2 separate regions of the Homo sapiens genome follow, and region 2 is linked to region 1. A link is an interaction called in ENCODE POLR2A ChIA-PET data of the cell type or tissue named here. Cell type or tissue: IMR-90. All regions are shown on one strand. Each heading gives the region's core, and the rest is flanking DNA. Links, peaks and the distances in the headings are about the cores only.

What was found. Peaks named below come from ENCODE experiments on the same cell type or tissue, not always from the same donor. Only the 100,000 strongest peaks of a DNase experiment are listed, where the experiment ranks them.
Region 2: POLR2A ChIA-PET joins it to region 1 with 12 read pairs; 2 of 35 experiments call an interaction of 5 or more read pairs at or near these places.

What each region holds. Positions count from the first base shown.
Region 1 is chr2:30,532,754-30,543,226 of GRCh38, reverse strand. LCLAT1 (lysocardiolipin acyltransferase 1) reads right to left here. Exons shown (of 6, transcript NM_001002257.3): 3 at 9,913-10,111. Among named protein-coding and RNA genes, the nearest start is that of LCLAT1, 91 kb to the right of the region's middle. In IMR-90, for the core only: no CTCF peak of the experiment used is centred there; no DNase peak of the experiment used is centred there.
Region 2 is chr2:30,661,508-30,671,980 of GRCh38, reverse strand. No RefSeq gene overlaps it. Among named protein-coding and RNA genes, the nearest start is that of CAPN13, 140 kb to the left of the region's middle. In IMR-90, for the core only: no CTCF peak of the experiment used is centred there; DNase peaks (open chromatin) are centred at 5,280, 6,830 and 8,960; H3K27ac peaks cover 2,374 bases.

The DNA.
Region 1 (10,473 bases), core at 951-8,950:
CTTATCATTCTAAGAGGTACAGAAAAAGCATTAAAACCAAATTTGACACCGTTTTATGATAAAAGTCACAGCAAATCAGGAATAGAAGGGAACTCCTCAACCTAATTAAGAGCATCTGTGAAAAATCTACAGTTAGCATTATACTCAACAGTGAAAGGCTCAAAGCTTTCTACCTAACATCAGGGACACGGCAAGGATGTCTGCCCTCAACACTTCTACTTAACATTATACTAAAAGAATAGCCACCGCAATAAGGCAAAAAAAAAAAAAAAAGCCATAAAAGTCGAATATTAAAATTAAAATAATATTTACATACAAGCAATGTGATTATGTATAAAGAAACCCTATGGAACCCACAAAGCATGTAGAATAGTTGAATTTTGAAAAGTTGCAGGATACAAAAATCAACTGCATTTCTATAAACTGGCAGCAAACAATTGGAAAGTAAAAACTTAAAACAACTCCAAAATAGCATCAATCAAAAATATTCAGAAACAAATCAAATGCAAGTTGTGAAAGACCTTTATATGAAAAACTACAAGTACTGCAAAGGGAAATTAGATTGAATGAAATCACAATAAAAATCCTGAGGAATTTTTGAAGAAATTACCAAACTTATTTTAAAATTTTAATGGAGAGGAAAAATACTCAAATAGTTGAAAAAAATTTAAAAGAACTGCTGATTTCAATTCTTGCTATAAAATTACAGTATCATGACAGAGTGACATTGATGAAATAACACTTACCGGACAAATAATTTTCAAAAAAGGTGTTAAGTTAGTTGAGTGGATAGTGGGTAGACTTTTTAATAAAAGCTGATGGAAAACTGGAAAGCTGTATAGGAAAAAAATAATCATTGACCCTGCCTCACAATAAAAACTGAATCAAAATGGGTCACACATAAAGTTAAGAAGTAAGACCATTAAACTTCTTGGGAGGGGAAAATATTTGTGACACAAGGTCAGACAAAGAAAGAACAATAAGAAGAAATGGTTTAAAAAGACCTCATGAAGATAAAGTTTGCTCTTTGAAAGACAGGTTTAAAAAAAGTAGAAAGGTAAACCACAGTCTGGGGTAAAAAACTGCAAAAATCCTATCTATAAAGAGCCTATATCCAGAATTTTTGAAGAACTCTTATAGAGCAACAGTTAGAGAAGAAACAACCCATAAATAAAGGAGAAAAGATATGACTAGAAACATCATAAAACAAGCTATATGAATGGCCAATGAGCAAAGGAGAAGAGGATCAAAATCCCTAGTCTTAAGAGAAATGAAAATTGAAACAACAGTAAGTTGCCACAACAAAGCCACAAAAATAGCTGAAGTTAGAAAGACTGATAACACCTAATGCTGACAAGGATATGGGACACCTGGAACTCTCTCTTACACTACTGGTAAAAATGTAAAAGGGGAAAAATTGTATGGAAGTTACAAAGTTACACACACATTTACCATATTATCCAGGGGTTTGGGTGCAAAAGGGCACAAGGATACAACTTGACTGTTGTGAGTTACATGACGGTATGCAATTTAAAACTGGTTAATTTTATTGAATGTAAGTAATACATTAAAAGTAATATAAAGGTATGGTAAATAAAACAGCATGGTACTTATGCATAATTAGATCAACAGAAGAGAACAGAAAGTCTGGGAACAGACCCTATAACAAATGGAAATTCAGAATAAAATAAAACCTGATAAAATGTGACATTTCAAACTAATCAAGAAAAGATTATTCAGAAAAGAGTACTGGGCTTAGTAGCTATTTGGGGGGATAAACAAGAAGTCTCTTTCTCCTAGATTTTTTGTTTAATAACTTTTTTTTTCTTTTTTAAGAGACAGGGTCACACTCTGCTACCCAGGCTGGAGTGCAGTGGTGCAATCATAGCTCAATGTAGCCTTAAACTCCTGGGCTCAACTCCTCAGCCAACCAAAAAGCTGGAATTACCATGCCCAGCTCTCCTAGCTTAGACCAGAGTAAGCAAGACAAGTGAAACCATAAAAGCATGATGGAAAAGCTAAGTTTGCTATAAAATCCAGATGATGTAAAAGATTAATCAGTTTGACTGTATGAAAACAGTAGTTCCACTAGAAAAAAAATAACCTAAACACAGAAAATGGACAAGAGACAGAGAAAATATTAGCAACTCACCCCAGACAAAATGTTAATATTTCTACTAAGAATTTGTATAACCCAAAAGGATAAAGACTAACATTCCAATAGAAAAATGTCCAGCCTCATTACCTTTAAAAAAAATAAATGTGGCCGGGTGTGGTGGCTCACACCTGTAATCTCAGCACTTTGGGAGGCTAAGGCAGGCGAATCATGAGGTCAGGAGTTCAAGACCAGCTTGGCAAACATGGTTAAACCCTGTCTCTACTTAAAATACAAAAAGTAGCCGGGCGTGGTGGCAGGCGCCTGTAATCCCAGCTACTTGGGAGGCTGAGGCAGGAGAATCGCTTGAACCCGGGAGGCGGACATTGCAGTGAGCCAAGATTGTGCCATTGCACTCTAGCCTGGGGGACAAGAGGGAGACTTTGTCTCAAAAAAAAAAAAAAGAAAGGAAAAGAAAGAAAAATAAATATAAACCTACATTGAAATATCTTCTTTATCTAAGTTTGCCAAAGACCCAGGTATTTCATAGCACCATGTTTTTGAGAGTGTAATGAAACAGCATATATACTGTTGTTTGACATATAAATTGATTTAATTCCTATGGATGGAAATGGACAATATCTCTCATACTCTGATCTAGGTTTCAACTCTTACTGATAAATTCAGTTTTATGTGAAATACTGCACAAAGAAAATCACTGCAACATTATTAGTAAGTGCTGAAGATTGGAAAAATTTAAACAGTGGATGGGTTAAAAATACCATGTATCCTTAAATACTATGATATCATTTAAAAATAATGCAGCAATAGATACACTGACATGGAATAATCTCCAACATATATTGCTAAATACTTTCTAAAAATATGAAGAACAGTGTATATATTTTGTTACACCCATTTCTATTTAACAAAATTGAGTGCAAGAAAACAATCTGCTTGTCCATGCATGGAATAGCTCTGAAAACAACTGTTAACGACTGTTTTGGGGAAACCGAGTGACAACAGAGCCAGGATGAGACAAAAATGTATTTTCTGTATACAACTCTTTGTAGCTTTTGATTTTGTACAATGTACCTGTTAGTTATAATACATAAAAATTTAAGTAATTAGACATTTTATTTAAAATTAAATATTTTTATGCCTTGACTCTAGAACTAAACAGACCAGGTTTCATAATTTATTGCCACCCCATAGTATCTATGTGGAACAAGGCAAATTATTTAACATTCTTAAACTCCATTTTCTTTAAAAGGATTATGTTATGATATGCAGTTGTGACCTTTAAATAAGATAATGTATATAAAGTCCCTTACACAGTATTCTGTACACAGCACATAATAACAAATTATTAGAGATTCTTTTACCTTTTCCTTCTCCTGAAATTATACCCGAGTTGAAAATTTTTTTGACATCTAATTTAAGATGGACCATGATTAAGAAGTACAAACCATTTATCCAAGAGAAGATTCCTTAAAATGATTAGTGGACAATTTACTTTAGCATGATCCATACATGGTAATCTAAGGTTTTTGTTTATATAGTTTTATAACACATGTTCTTAAATAAGTTGAAGATAGACCAGCCAAGCCTGTTAAAACAGTATATATAACATTAAAAGAGAACATTTAGTGGTGTCTAGATCCTGACTAAACATGCTTGGCTCTAAAGTTTCATTTTTAAAAAAATTAGCCAGGCATCATTGTGCCAGCTTGGATTAATAGTTTTAGCTACTCAGGAGGAGGGTGAGGTGGAAGGACCACTTGAGCCCAGTTCAAGATTGCAGTGAGCTATGATCATGCCACTGTACTCTAGCATGTGTGAGAGTGAGACCCTGTTTAAAAAAAAAAAAAAAAAAAAAAAAAGGCCTGGCGCGGTGGCTCAAGCCTGTAATCCCAGCACTTTGGGAGGCTGAGGCGGGCGGATCACGAGGTCAAGAGATCCTGGCCAAAATGGTGAAACCCCATCTCTACTAAAGATACAAAAATTAGCTGGGCGTGGTGGCGTGCGCCTGTAGTCCCAGCTACTCCAGAGGCTGAGGCAGGAAAATCGCTTGAACCAGGTAGGTGGAGGTTGGAGTGAGCCAATATCACACCACTGCACTCCAGCCTGGGTGACAGAGCCAGACTACATCTCAAAAAAAAAAAAAAAGAGGTTGGGGGAAGTTGGTAGAATTCAGTAGTGAAGCCATCTGGTGCTGAGCTTTTCTTTGCTGGGAGATTTTTTAAATTATTGATTTAATCTCATTACTTGTTATTGGTCTGTTTGGGTTTTCTGTTTTTCCCTATTTCAATCTTGAAAGTTTATATGTTCAGGAATTTATCAATTTCTGCTATGTTTTCCAATTGGCTGGCATATAGTAATTCGTAATATTCTCTAATGATCTTTTGTATTTCTGTGGTATCAGTTGTAATATCTCATATTACATTTCTAATTTTTTTATTACAGTTCTAATTTTTTTATTTTTTATTTTTTTTTGAGATGGAGTCTGGCTCTGTCACCCCACGCTACAGTGCAGTGGTGCAATCTCAGCTCACTGCAACCTCCACCTCCTGGGTTCAAGCGATCCTCCTGCCTCAGCCTCCCAAGGAGCTGGGATTACAGGTGCCCACCATCACCTAATTTTTGTATTTTAGTAGATATGGGGTTTCATCATGTTGGCCAGGCTGGTCTCCAACTCCTGACTCAGGTGATCCACCCGCCTTGGCCTCCCAAAGTGGTAAAGCCATGAGCACTGCACCTGGCCTAATTTTCTTTTTCATCGTCTCTCTTTGTTACTTAGTCTAACTAATGGTTTATCAGTTTTATTTATCTTTCCAAAAAAATCAACATTCCATTTCATTGACCCTTTGTATTTTTTAGTTTCTATTTTGCTTAGTTCTGCTCTAATCTTTCTTATATCTTTCCTTTTGCTAATTTTCAGTTTGGTTTGTTCTTGCTTTCCTAGTTCATAGAGGTGTATTAGGTTATTTATTTGAAATCTTTTTACTTTTTTGATGTAGGCATTTACTGCTATAAGCTGCGCTCTTACTACTGCTTTTGCTGTATCCTATAGGTTTCGGTGTGTTATGTTTCTATTTTCATTTGCTTCAAATTTTTTTTTTATTTCCTTCTTAATTTCTTCATTGATCCACCGGTCATTCAGAAGCATGTTTAATTTCCAAGTATTGGTACAGTTTCCAAATTTCCTCTTGTTATTAATTTCTAACTTTATTTCATTGTGGTTTGACAGGATACTTAACATAATTTCGATTTTTTAAAATTTGCTGAGACTTGTTTTGTGGCCTAACACACGATCTGTCCTGGAGAATGTTCCACGAATTGATGAAAATAATGTATATTCTGTGGCTGTTAAATATTATTTAAATATCTGTTAGGTCCACTTGGTCTATAATGCAGTTTAAATCCAGTATATGTCTTGGTTGATTTTCTGTCTGGATCATCTATCTGTTGCTGAGAGTGAGGTGCTGAAGTCCTCAACTATTACTATATTGGGGTCTAACGCTCCCTTTAGATCTAACAGTATTTGCTTTATATATCTGGGTGCTCCGGTGTTTGGTGTGCGTGCGTGTGTGTGTGTGTGTGTGTGTGTATTTACAATTGTTATATCCTCTCGCTGAATTGATCCCTTTATCACTATATATTAATAATTGCCTTCTTTGTCACTTTTTATGTTGTAGGTTTTTTTTCTTTTTTTTAACTTGAAGTCTATCTTTTTTTTTTTTTGAGACGGAGTCTCGCTCTGTCGCCCAGGCCGGACTGCGGACTGCAGTGGCGCAATCTCGGCTCACTGCAAGCTCCGCTTCCCAGGTTCACGCCATTCTCCTGCCTCAGCCTCCCGAGTAGCTGGGACTATAGGCGCCCGCCACCGCGCCCGGCTAATTTTTTGTATTTTTAGTAGAGACGGGGTTTCACCTTGTTAGCCAGGATGGTCTCGATCTCCTGACCTCATGATCCACCCGCCTTGGCCTCCCAAAGTGCTGGGATTACAGGCGTGAGCCACCGCGCCCGGCCAACTTGAAGTCTATCTTATCTGATACACTATACCTACTCCTGCTCATGTTTGGTTTCCATGTGCATAGAATTTCTTTCTCAATTCCTTCATTTCAGTCTATGTGTTTCTTCACGGGTGAAGTCAGTTTCTTGCAGGCAGCATATAGTTGGGTCCTGCTTTGTATTTTTAAAAAATTCATTTAGCCAGTCTATATTTTTTAAATGGGGAATTTAAATGCTTTACATTCAAGGTTATTAATAGGTGAGGACTTATCCCCACTACTTTTAAATTGATTTCCAGTTATTTTGTATATCTTTTGTATCTTTCTTCTTGTCTTATTGTTTATCTATGCAATTTGGTGACTTTTCTGTAGTGTTAACGTTTGAGTCCCTTCTCTTTTTCATCTATATATCTGTTCTATTAGTATGTTTTATCTGCATGTTTTCATAATGCTTAGATATCACTTTTTTACTGCAGATGCAGAAGTAATTAATCATTTCTCTTAGGGCCAGTCTAGTGATGATGAATTCCCTCATTTTCACTTGTCTGGAAAGACTATGTCTCCTTTATTTCTAAAGAATAGCATTGCCAGTTACAGTATCCTCGGCTGACAGTTTTTTCTTTCAGCATGTTGAATATATCATCCCATTCTCTCCTGGCCTGTAAAGTTTCTGCTAAGAAATCTGCCATTAGTCTGATGGGGATTCCCTTTTATGTGATTCGACACCTTTCTCTAGCTGTTCATAGAATTCTCTCTTGACTTTTGAGAGTTTGACCATAAAGTGCCTTGGAGAAGGCCTTTTCAGCTTCAACCTATTTGAAGATCATTGGGCTTCCTGTATCTGGATGTCCATATTACTCCCAAGACTTGGAAAGTTTTCAGCTATTATTTCATTAAGTAGGTTTCAATGCCTTTTTTCACCTCGTCTTCTCCAACTCCCATAATGCAAAAATTGATCGCTTAATGATGTTCCACATGTTCTGTAAGCTTTCTTCATTCTTTCTTTTGATCTAGCTGGGTTATTTGAAAACATGTGTTTTCAGGTTCAGAAATTCTTTCTTCTGCTTGATCTAGTTTATTGTTGAAGCTCTTGATTTTATTTTTATTTCATTTACTGAATTTTTCAGTTTTGAGATTTGATTCTTTTTTATGATATCTACCATTTTCCTGAATTTCTCATTGAGATCATGAATTGTTTCCTGATGGTGTTGAATACTTTATCTGTGTTCTCTTGTATTTTGCTGAGTTCCCTTAAGATCTTTATTTTGAGTTCCTTTTCAGGCATTTGATAGGCTTCCTTTACTTTGGGGTATATTAACTGGAGAATTCTTGTGTTCCTTTGGAGGTATCAGGTTTCCCTGCCTTTTCACGTTTCCTGTGTTCCTACACTGGTATCTGTGCATATGATGGAACAGCCACTTTTTCCAATTTTATGATATAGCTTTCATAGGGAAAAACTTTTTCCTGTAGATATGTCATACAGTCTCAGTTGGGTAGGGTGCCTTGACTTTGGTTCCATGTAAGAACAGTAATATAGACTCCATATGATTTCTTCAGCTTTTATCAACATCATTGGTGTCTACTGAGTGCCTCACTGGCCTAGGCTGCAGCTGTTTGTGGATGCTGTGGTGTGGCTTTACTGGAAGCAAGAACACTGGGAAGGCAAGTCTTTTTTGACCCTGGGGGGTGAACACACGTATGCACACAATGCTCTACCATTAGAAGGGACAGAATTGCCAGCAAGCCCCAGGTGCATGTCATTCTACTCTTAATCTTCTTCTCCCCACTCTTAGTACTCTTCATAAAGACAGGAGGGCAGAAGGGAATGTTTTGGAATTTATTTCTCTTCATAAATCAATTGAACACTTATGGCATTATTTGTTTTCTCATACTAAAAGAGATGGGTGATACATGGTTTTCTTTCCTCTCCTGCTTGATTTCATAACTTTTTTTAAATTAGGGTGAAGAAAAATACACAGCTGCCATTGTCCTACAAAAACCTCTGTAAGAGGACTTTTAATTATGGATTCAATCTCTATTAGACACATAACTGTGGCTTTTTCATTTTCTGTTAATGTCAGATTTTGTCAGTTGTATTTTTCTGTATTTTTTAAATCTCATATACACTTTTAAAGTCATTGGTATAATGTTATTCTTAATATCCTGTTAGTATATCTCATGTAGAATCAATCTTGCTACTGGTAATATGTGCCTTCTCTTTTATTTATCAGTCCTCTTAGGGATGTGGCAGTTTTTTAAATACTGAGATCTTAGACACATCTTCAATCTGTGGGGCTATGCTCCCTCCTCTAGAATCTTTGAGGATGGTAACTGCTTCCACCAATAACATATGATAGGAGTGATACTGTTTGAATTCTAAGGCTAGGTCATAAAATACCTTGCAGCTTCTTGCTGGTTCTCAAGTGAAAGTGTTCTCTAAGGAAAGCCAGCTGCCATGTAAGAAATCTGAGATCACTATATTGGAAAAGTGGCAAAGAGAAAGATAAAGATATAAGTACAAAGGCAATTAAAACACAAACAGTTGGCCGGGCGCAGTGGCTCACGCCTGTTCCAGCACTTTGGGAGGCCAACGCAGGCGGCTTACGAGGTCAGGAGATCAAGACCATCCTGGCTAACACGGTGAAACCCCGTCTCTACTAAAAATACCAAAAAATTAGCCAGGCGTGGTGGCTGGCGCCTGTGGTCCCAGCTACTTGGGAGGCTAAGCCAGGAGAACAGCGTGAACCTGCGAGGTGGAGCTTGCAGTGAGCCGGAGCTTGCAGTGAGCCCAGATTGCACCACTGCACTCCAGCCTGAGCGACAGAGAGAGACTCCGTCTCCCAAACACACACACACACACACACACACACACACACACACACACACACACACACACACAGTAAATCAACTACAAACACCCTTGCTAGTCTATCCTTACTAGTCTATCCTGTGAGGGCCTGCCCTTTGCCCTCACAAATCATAAACCACGTCAGTATACTAATAGAGGAATGGTTTAAGAGGGTACATAGTTTAAGTGAGAAATGTTACCTAGGTAAACCACAGAAGTATAAATGTAATTAACAAGGCTGTCAGGAGGATATAGTGGGTACTTCATATACCCATGTGAATAACTGGTTTGAATATATTTATAATCTTTCCCCTCCCTTTTTCACATTAAGTAGCAAGTTGAGAAAGGAGGCCATTTATTTTTAACATGCAATGTTGAAATATCCCTACTTCTCCAACACACAATGAACATGTTGTATTCCTAGCCATTTAAAATAAACATTTCCAGGAACTTTAATATTATATTATACAAGCGCGATAAAAACATTTTTTAAAAAAAGTTATAGATTGGGGAAGTTCAGAAAGTACCAGCACCTAGCATAATGAATGCTTCGAACCTACATATTCAATTAATACTTACTACATGAATATGAATGAATCAGTCAATGTCAAGTACTTTATCAGCACAGACCAGTTTCTGGCCGAAATCACAAGTACTACCTGCAATAAAAAGTTACTAAACTATTAATTCATATCCTTCAATGCTGTGGTCCTCAGATACTATATATCCATTTCCTTGAGAACAGTTTATTTTCTCTTTCAGAGTAATATTTTTTAAAAACAGATTAAAATAAAGTCATCTGCCATAGCAGATCCACTAAAGACAAAAGAACCAGAGATTGTTTTTGGCCCAGTGAGGAAAAAAATGGAATCGCTTTAATGCTTAAGTCAGTTTTACAGTGGGTGCATTACATCTAAAATGAATGAACCACTTAAAATAATGTGTGAATAACCTACCAAATCCAGGAACACCTTTGAGACTCGCTTTGAGGCAAATTTTCTCCAATCTGAGGTAGCTATATCGCATCAGGCAATTCCACAGGAACATCCAGTCCATTCTTGTCCGATGGTTCATGATAATGACACTTCTTTCTCCAGGAACAAATGCATCCCCAGTTATAATCACTTTTACACCAAACATGGTCTCCAATAATGCCTAAGAAAACAATACAGATATACAGCAAATTAAAGTTATGATTTTCCATAGGTAAATTTTATCATGCCCTATAAATAAATCTTATGATTTCTAACATGTAAAAGTTAGTATTTCCCATGATCCTTGCTTCTATAATAAAAAATTGAGTGGTGAGGTTATCTAGAAGAATGAGAATATCAAGCACTATTTCTATTTTAAGCTTCTGTGATGTCCTAATTAAAAAATGCTGATTGTCCTTGAAATCAAGATATCTTATTAAGCAAAAAGTATAAAAGGTGAATATCAATATTCTACTGTGTAATATTTTAAGGATATAGATATGTAACATTATTACCTTTTTTTCTAGAAAGAACAGTCAAAGA
Region 2 (10,473 bases), core at 1,066-9,065, 130 kb before region 1:
GATGGGGTTTCACTGTGTTAGCCAGGATGGTCTGGACCTCCTGACCTCGTGATCCACCTGCCTCGGCCTCCCAAAGTGCTAGGATTACAGGCATGAGCCATCACGCCCGGCCAAGCATCTTTTCACGTGTTTATTTGCCATCTATCTATCTTCTTTGGTAAAGTGTGTGTTCAAGATTTTTGCCCATTTTAAATTAGGTTTTTAGTTTTATTATTGAGTTTTGAGAGTTGTATATATTCTGCATACAAGTCCTTTATCAAATCTTTGCTTTGCAGATACTTTCCTCCAACCTGTGGCTTTTCTTTTCATCCTTTTCACAGTATCTTTTTAAATGCAGAGGTTTTTAATTTTGATGAAGTCAGGTGTGTTAATTCTTTCTTTCATGGGTTGTGCTTTTGGTGTCATATTTTTTAAAGTCTTTGCCTAACTCAAATTTACAAATATTTTCTCCAATGTTTTCTTCTAGAGGTTTTATAGTTTTAAGTATTACATTTAGGTATATGATCCATTTTGAGTTAATTTTTAGATATAATGACATACATGAATTAAAGTTTATTTGTTTGTTGTGTGCAAATGCATATCCATTGTTCCAGTACCACTGAAAAGTAGAGACCTTATTCTCTGTCTATTTAATTTTGGATAATTTCCGTTACTGTCTTGAAGCCCTCACTCACAACTCTTTACCATGACCTTCGGTCAAGTACTTTTGAAACAGAATAGGGGAAGAAGATGACCTTTCTTAATGGCAATAGGTTTAAAACTTGGGTAATTCACTCCCACTGGAGGACAGGCACAAAACTCCAGCCACTTCCCAGACCCTTCTCTTTTACAAGGAAAAAGCCTTAAGATACTGGAAGGACAGGAAATCAAGGGCCCAGGCAAAAATCACTTTCCCTGGCTGAAGGTAAAAGGAAAGGCCATTTGACATGGGAGGAGGGGTTGGAAACTCTTCTGCTCCTTGTCTGCTACTGGTGAGTGGCAAGAAACCCACTCAGTCCCAGGATTCTGCACTGATAAAAAGCACAGGTCTGATATCACTGGAGTTGGGACCATAGTGAGGCAGGCAGCTCTCCCCTGTCTAAGATGCCCCACAGGCATGAGGCAAGGTATAGATGCCACAAAAGGGAGAAGCAAGAATAATGAGGGCCAGGTGCACGGAGCCTGCCTAAGACTAAGAGTAAATGAGAAAAATGGAGAACCCCACCTGCCCCCAGTATGAGCCTTGTGCTGAGTAATGAGCAATAACAGAAAAACATAGAGAGCTCCCCTCTGTGGTGGAGGCATGCAAGTCCCCCTGAAAGCTGAGCAGGAAGTAGAAACACTGATACAAGACAGCAGCAACCCACCACTGGAGGAATTTGAAGTATGTGTTGCCCTGAAGTAAGTTATTACAACTACAAAACTAAAACCCAGCACAGCTACTGATTTTAATTGACTCGACCCCCCACACTAACAGCCTGGCAGATGCAGAGGGATACCTACTTCCTGGCATAAACACAAGTTACCTCAATCTTTACTGTTATTCACACACAGTGTTTGGAACACAGTTTTTAAAACTACAAAGACACGCTCATACACACATTTACGAGACACACAAAAAAGCCAGAAAATAAACAACCTATTGTAAAGAGATAAAACAACTCACAGAACCAGACCCAGAGACAGCACGGATGCTGGAACTATCAGGGGCTTTAAAATAATTATGATTAGTTGGTGGAAAGGGGTCTAGTGGAAAAGGTGGACAACGTATGTGAACAAATGGAGAATTTCAGCAGAGGTAGAATTATAAAAGAGAATCAAATAGAAATGCCAAAAATAAAAAAAAAGATACAGAATTTCTTTGATGGCTTTTAAGCAGACTGTATGTAACAGAGGAAAGAAACAGTGAACTTAAAGATAGGTCAATCAATGGAAACTATCCAAATTGAAACACAAAGAGGCAAAAATGGAAACAATAAAATAACAATTGAGAAGAGCATCCAAAAGCTGTGGACAATATCCATATCAATGATCTAACACTGGGATCCCAGAAGAAAAAGAGAGCCAGGGCCAGGCGCAGTGGCTCATGCCTGTAATCCCAGCACTTTGGGAGGCCGAGGCAGGTGAATCACCTGAAGTCAGGAGTTCGAGTTCAGCCTGACCAACATGGTTAAACTCTGTCTCTGCTAAAACTACAAAAATTAGCTGAGTGTGGTGGTGGGTACCTGTAATCCCAGCTACTCAGGAGGCTGAGGCAGAAGAATTGCTTGAACCAGGCAGGCAGAGGTTGCAGTGCACTGAGATCGTGCCACTACACTCCAGCCTGGGCAACAGAGTGAGAATCCGGCTTCAAAAGAAAAAGAAAAAGAAAAAGAAAAAAAAGAAAAAAAGAGTGAAAAGAGAACTATTTGAATATACAATGTCTAAGAACTTTCCAAAATTAATTCAAAGCAACAAACCATAATTCCATGAATCTTAGCAAACCCCAACAAGAATAAATAAAAACAAAACAAAACTTAAGCTCATCATGGTCAAACCACTGAAACCCAAAGATAAAGATAAAACCTTGAAAACAACCAAAGAGGAGGGTAATCATGCAAACAGGAGAAAAGATTAGAATTATAGCAGATTTTTAATCTCTGCAAACCAGAGCTAGAAAAACATCTTTAAAGTGCTGGGGAGGGCAGGGGCAGGAAACCAAAAACCTGTCAGTTCATAATTTTATAGCCAGCAAAAATATCTTTTTAAAACAAAGGCAAAATAAATACTTTTTCAGGCAAAGAAACCTGAGAGAATTCATTACCCGCAGGTCTTCACTATAAAAACTTGTAAAGGAACTTTTGCAGACAGAAGGAATATATCAAATGGAAACTTAGATCTCCACAAAAAATGAAGATTGCTAGAACTGGTAAAAATGGGGATAAATAGAAAAGACGTTTTGTTCCTTTTAAAAGTCTCTTTACAACAGGTAAAATATATGACAAAAATAGCATAAAGAATGGGAGGGAGGAAATGGGATTACACTGTGCTGAGCTTCTTAAACTACATGTTTAATGGTATAATATTATTTGAAGCTGTTTATTGTGAACTCGAGAGCAGGACTATAAAAACGAAAGGAACAATGGAGATGTGAGTCACAAGTCAAAATATAAAAATCTGTTCTGACAATATATAGTTAATACAATTATTTTAAGTGAAGAAGAGGGGTAAAAAATATTGGAAACAAAGTAAGTTTTGCTAATTGCCTTCTCTGTAACATGTGATAATTAAAAAAACTGGTTAGGCAATAGAAGTATGTGCATATTTAACCTGGTGAAGATAAATGCAAAAAGATAATTTCATTAACCAGGAGAGCATGGTAGAGGAAAGGGAAAAGGAAGCATGCTAGTTTTATTCTTGTTTATAGAAAAGAACTAATATATTCTGCCTAAGGAAAGCTAAGGCCATACATAAAGCTTTAATCTTAAAGGTAAATACTAGAAAAACAACAACAATTCACCTTCTTAACATGAGAAGAACCACACACACAAAAAAAAGGACAAAGGGAAAAAAGAATAAAAGAATAAATAAAAGAATAAAAGCCACAGGGTAAAAAACTAAAAGATAAGTAAAAATTAAAAGTAAAAACAAGAAACATGATATAAAATTATATGACAAGGCTAAGCATGGTGGCTCACACCTGTAATCTCAGCACTTTGGGAAGCTGAGGCAGGCAGGTTACTTGAGACCAGGAGTTCAAGACCAGCCTGGCCAGCATGGTGAAACCCTGTCTCTACTAAAAAAAAAAAAAAAAAAAAAAAAAAAAAAAAAAAATTAGCTAGGCATGGTGGGGCACACCTGTAATCCCAGCTACTTGGGAGGCTGAAGCAGGAGAATTGCTTGAATTTGGGAGGCAGAAGCTGTAGTGAGCTGAGATTGGGCCACTGCACTCCAGCCTGGGCAACAGTGAGACCCTGTCTCAAAAAAAAAAAATTATATGACAAAACCCTAAACAAATGTATTTGTCATATCTATAAATGTAAATGTGCTAAATTCACCTCTTAAGAAGATTTCAGATAGACTCATAGAGCAAAACCAAACTCTGTGCACCATGCAAAAGGCATACCTAAAACCAAATGATTCAGGAAGGCTGAAAATAAAAGAATGGGCAATGTCACACTAGGTAAATGCCAAGATGAAAAAAATCAAGATTCATGAAGTTAATGTAAGGAAAGGGAGGGTTCAGAAATCACTATACAAGACAAAGACACTTTATAATGCCAAGGGTTGTAATTTACAACTCAGATGTAAGAATTATGAACATGGCAGTCAACACAGTAGCAAATTTTATATAGTAAGAATTATGGAAAAAATCGGGAGAAATTGATAAACACACATAATAAGAGATTTAAATTTATGTCTCAGTCTAGGGCAGATCAAGAAAACAAACAAAAAGAAATAGGTCAAGTTATAGTCAACCTTAGTAAGATCACAGGGCAAGTACTGTATCCTAATAATAGAGAACACACCTTTTCAATGCCAAGTGAAGATAAACACTCATGAAAACCTTACATTAAGCCACAAAGAGAACCTCAATAAATAGTCTAGTCACAATAAATGTAATAAAATTAAAAATGAATAACAATATAATAAAAACATTCTTTTCATCTGAAAATTAATAAACTCCTTTCTAAATTAATAAACTCCTTACTCTTAGGGTAAAGGGGAAAATAGAAACAAATAGAATTAAGTGTGTGTATTAAAATAATAAAGTACACACGTTAAATCCAATGAGGATATAAATAAAGCAGTGCTCAGAGGAAAAATCAGTAAAAAAAAAAAATAATAAAACAGGTGAATAAGATTCAGTTCAGAAAGAGAAAAACAGCAGGAAGGAAAATATAAAAACAAAGTAATTAATTTGATAACAGAGAAACATAGTACCAATACATAAATCCAAAAGCTGGTCCTTTGAAAAGAGTAAATTGAGAAATGAAAAAGAAGATACAAATAACAAAGAAACAGGCGGAGTAAACATAGAAAGGAAAATTAAAATAATCATATGAAACCACTTTGCATGCTATTAAGTGAATATATCCTAAAACCTGATATAATGGAAGTCAATTTGGGCTGGTAAGAGAAAAAAATTAGATAAATTAAATTGAGCAGTGTATTTGAACAAATAATGATTCATGAATTAGGCAGTCCTCAGAACCAGGAGAGGTTCAGAGAGCTACACTTGGCAACGTGAGCAGGCAGTATTTACAGATAGAAAAAGGAAGTGACACACAGAACGCTTGACTGATTACAGCTGGGCATTTGCCTTATAAGGACATGATCTGATCAGTTGGTAGCCTGTGATTGGCTGAAGCTCAGCTGCTCTAACTGGCTGAAACTCAGCTATTTGTTACAGGAATATACTCTTAGTGAAGTTGCAGTTTGTTTACATACAAAGTTAAGTTGCAGTTTGCTATGTATGAACTCAAAGTAGGAAGGCAGCCTCAGGCCAAATTTAGTTCAATTTAACAGGGCTCAGAGGGGTTGCATGAGTAACTAGTAGAGCCAAGACTGTATCCCAGTCTTGTGACTCCCAAGTTAAAGTTTCTCAAGCACGTCCACTGTCTCCTGCCTGCAGCTTCCTTGGACAACGGCTGGGAGATCTGGATCCTGTCTAAGGTCTGCAGGAGGGGAAACTGGCAGAAAAGACTGGCTCTGGATTTGTAGAGCTTGTGAAAAAAACCATCCATCATTGGCATCAGGGACCAAGAGGCCTAGCTAGACAGAGTCCTCCCTCTTTTTGGAAGCCCCAGCCTGCCCATCAGGATCATCCAGCACACAGTGCACACCACCCCACAGCTTTCTGGCTCTACTGGACTCTGACTTCTCCCCTTACTCAGCCTGGACTGCATCTTTCATCTGTCTGGGGTCCTCAGGACAGCACTCACTTCTGCCACTTTCCCACCTCGTCCACTTCGAATAGCCAGATCCCAGCCAGCTGTAATGCAGGCCATGCCTCCTCAAGAAATTGATACAGCACCCAAGAGGTGAGGGGCAAACCAGCATCCCCAAACCCAAGTGTGGAGTCCACCCAACAGAGAGTGGGCTTGAAGAGAGCTGGAATGTGGATCAGCAGCCCATAAGGATGCAAAATCAAGGCCAGGCTGACAGACACAAAAGATACCCCCCATATTGGGTTCAGTGGAAGAGAGAGTTGTGGAACAATGCGATTAGTATAATCTACTCTGTAAACTTTTTTTGCTCATTGTAAAAGCAGGATGATGGGGGAGAGACAGGAACACATGAAGTGAAAATATATTTTCCTATCACCCAGGAATCCCCAGCCTCTGTTTCTAGGAGTCAAGCTCAATTTTCATGTCTGGTATATTCTTATTTTTCCAAAGTTATTCCATGTATGAAATAGCATGTAAATGTTTATAAATAGGTTACACATACACATACATTATATTAAAATTTAACACCAAATGGAGCCATTCATTAATGTGTTCATTCAGTCTTCCATTTTAAATGGATTCAATGCCAAAGATCCGACAATGAGCAAAACTAGAGCCAGTCCTTGCTCCCACACAGTCTAGTGTGGATACGACCATTAAATATCCACACAAAGGAAGGTATAATTAGAAACTGAGATCCAGTGAGGAAACACATGTGAAAGTCTCAACAGTGAAGCTTCCCACAGTGGCAGCCACAACTGTCATTGTTTAAGAGGCAGTTACCAGCAAGCTGGGCATCCCAGACCTGGCCATAGATGCATTCTCTTCAGGCCTCTACTCTGCTTCTGATTGAGAACCAGAGCTGTGACTCACTGCCCTCCACCATCTGCTGGAGGGGCTCAAATGACTCAGCCCCACCCCACCCCACCCCATCCCCCAGGAATGCTTCAGAGGAGCAAGAGACGAAATTATTCCGTGTGACTCAGGCCCAGCCTGGCCCACACCCTCTGCCCGTCTGTGCCTGAGAAGCAGTGGTGGCCATCGCCGTGCCCCTGAAGGACACATATTTTCAGGTAAAGAATGTGCTTAGGAAGATTGTCTTAGCCTGTTTGGGCTGCTACAACAAAAACGCCACAGACTGGGTGGCTTAAATGACACACATTTACTTCTTACAGTTTTGGAGTCTGGGAAGTCCAAGATCCAGGCAGATTCAGTGTTGGCTGAGGAACCACTTCCTGGCTCAGAGGTGGCCATCTCCTCGCTGTGTCCTCACATGGCTGAAGGGGTGAGGGGTTTCGCTGGTGTCTCCTTTATGAGAGGACTAATTCCATTCATGAAGGCTCCACCCCAACCTTATGACCTAATCACCTCCCACCTCTACATACCCTCACATTAGTGAATACCATGTTAGGATTTCTACATACAGATTTGGGGAGGAAACAACTCCAGAAAGGAATCCTCACAACACAAGCTGTGATGAATGTCTCAGGGTGGGAGCTGAGCTTGCCAGTGGAGCAGTGAGGAACCATGGCTCCCTTCCACCTCCTCCCTTAGCAGGGCCCTTCTGACCACACCTGTCCCCATGAATGTCATCTCTGCAGAGAATCACAAATCTGAGTCTCCAGTCTCTGCCCAGAACCTCAAACTGCACACGCCAGAGCAGGGCCAACCATCCCCTTCCAGAGCCTAGCACTGCCTCGCACATCTACCTCCTTGAATGACTCTACCTTCTGCTCTGAATCCTAATCTTGAAATCCTGGAGTTCACTTCAGCTCCTTCTCCCTCTTCTTCACTCTCCTCACCTAATCCATGATCAAAGCCAGTCACACTTCTGAATTTCTTCCCAATCTGCCCTTTCCTTGCTTCCCCTGCTTTGGCCTTCTGGATATCTCGTTTTCCACAAGGACTCTTTCAAGAACACCTCACTGGCCTTACTGACTCCAAGCTACAGACTTCTCACTGTGCTCAAAATATTTTCCTAAACACAATGAGGCAGGAATTTCCCACCATCCATTGGCATCGCTGGCATCTCCTCAGGGTCTACAGTAGAGACCACAAACTCCATGAAGGGCAGGTAGATGACCAAAGGGTTGCAGGCCAGGTTGAGTTGATAAAAGGGCCACCACAGGGAATGGGGAGGACTGGGGCAGATTGGAGGATGCTTGTCCTGCTTAGGAGCAGCCACCGCCCAGCTATAGCTAAGTATAGCTGCAAGAGAATGGAGACCCCAAATTGCCAGACCTTTTAGACTTTCACAAGATGCAAGAACCCAACTTTGTCTATGAAATCTCTTTATTTATAAAAGTTGGTAACTAATTCACATGTAAAATACTCTCAATAATTTCCTTATTCCTGCCATTTTGGGCCCTCCCTGGTCTGGGTTTACGTACATTTCCAGCACCATCCTCCCTGCTTATGGCCAAAACCATGCCACGCTCCAGGACACTAGGCTCTTTGCCATTCCCAGGACATGGCTTGCCTGGCACATTCCATCCCCTTCCTTGCAGATGCTGTTCCCTGTACTGCACTGTGCTATCCCTTCCATGCCTATCCAAATCCTACCCACCTATGAAGGGTCACCTCACTTCCACCTCCTTCAAGGACCTGTCCCATAGGCCTGAGACCAATGACTCCATTCCGCTCCACTTTGTGCTTCCCCTGCATGTTGTACCCCTGCCCCAGTGCAAGACACAATCTGACCTGTTTATCATCAGCTGTGCATGCACCCATCACCCACACGGTTGGAAACAAGAGTGCAGACATTGTGTCTTAGTCACAAAGCCTGCACACAGTAGGTGAACTAGAGACATTTCAGGAATGCTGCTAAGTAGAATTTAGGAAAGGGGACTGATGCCACAACAGAGCATGGACTTGGGAATTTGGGGTGTCCATGTCTTTGCACAAGTAGGGTCTTGTCCGCCTGAACTTCCTGATCTGCACACCCAACGTCCCTGAAGCCTCCAGCCCCTCTCCCACCCCAGCTTGTGTGAGGTGGAGCCCAGCACTCTGAGGAAGTTCTGAGTCACTGTCTGAGCCTCGGCCTAATGCACTTTGCAGGCTTTGTCGTTAGTAACCTGGCCGACTCCTTGCTTTGCAGTTCCCCCCGGTTTATGGCTAAAACCATCTGTGTGAAAGTGGGCCTTGCCAAAGTGTTTGCAGCTACTCCCTATTCCTCCTCCTGCACCTGAAGCCCTGGTCCCCTTCCGGCTGTTTATGACTGTTTGCTGTGGAAACGGCTGGATTCATAGCCCAGGAGGGAGCAGGTGCAGAGGCACCGGGAGAGCAAATGAGTTCACTCAAGTCAATGTGCCTGCTTCTCATTCTGACCCTGAGGAGCAGGGAATGCAGGCCAGACCAGTAAAGGGAGGACTTGGAGCAGGATGAAATGCAGGCTGCTTTTCCCGGAGATGTGAGCTGGATGTGAAATGGCCTCCAGATGTGGGCTGAGAGGTCCCCTAAAGTTTGAAGTTGAGCTTTTAACAGTCTCCCTATGGGGAACCAGAAAAGCCCTCAAGCTGAGGAAGCTTTGTTTGTTTCATTGCACACAGTCCTGGTCTCACGGTTCCTACCACTGTGTGCAGCTGCTGGGCCTGCGTTCCTGAACACCCACATGGGCCTTGACCATTTGGTCATCCAGGAGGACACAGAGCCATCCCACCTGGTCAACTTGCTGCGGGGACAGGAGCTTTCACCCCTGTGTTTGGTTAACATTTAGATGAGAAGGATTATTGTAAGGACCAAGTGAGAGGGTTTGCTGGGCAGTGGGGAACACTACACAAATGCAAACAATCAACTCACTGATTATTGGTGGTAGTGTTAATAGGCCAAGGAGTTGTCTGGAAGAGGCAGACACAACTTACTAAGGGACCAGCCCCTGCTAGGTGATGCTTTTGTTCCAAGTCTTTGTTCAGATCTTTCATTCAACAAGCTATTTTTAAGCTCCTACTATGTGCAGTGCATGGTACTGAGCTCTGCAGGAGAAAAAAGTGCAAGTTAGGAGTCCTGTTCATAAGACCCTTAAAACCTGCTAGCAGAGATAAAGCAAGTGCTACGCTAATGAGAAAGGAGCTAGGAAGGGAGGGAGCACTGGTTAGTGTGAGAAGAACACCCATGGGGACAGCAGACAGGAGCTTGGAGTCTCCTGTGCAGCTACTGGGGAGGGGTGTTGGCGAGCAGAGTGCAGAATGGGAGCAGTGGAGATGGTGGAAGGTGGAGGGGCAGCTTGAGTCCATGAGAAAGGTCCAGGAAAGCTGCCTTTTCAAACACCTCGCCACTAGCTTTGTGTCTTTAGCAGTAAGTGAGACTCCTTTTGTGGGATTCCCTGAATAGTCAGAGATAGCATTTGGCAGCCAGTGAAAGAGCTGACTGATGAAATGGAGATCTCTTACTTTTGGGCCAAGAGTCTGTTTTGTTGCTGGCATGGAGTCACAGCCCAATCATGGACAGATGAGAAGGCTCATCCCCTCGGCACCATCTTCTTTGGGAGTCCAACTCTACCAGGTCCCTGGGATTGGGATATTGACCATAGGGTTGAGGCCAGATCCAGCTCTTTCTGTTCCAAGAA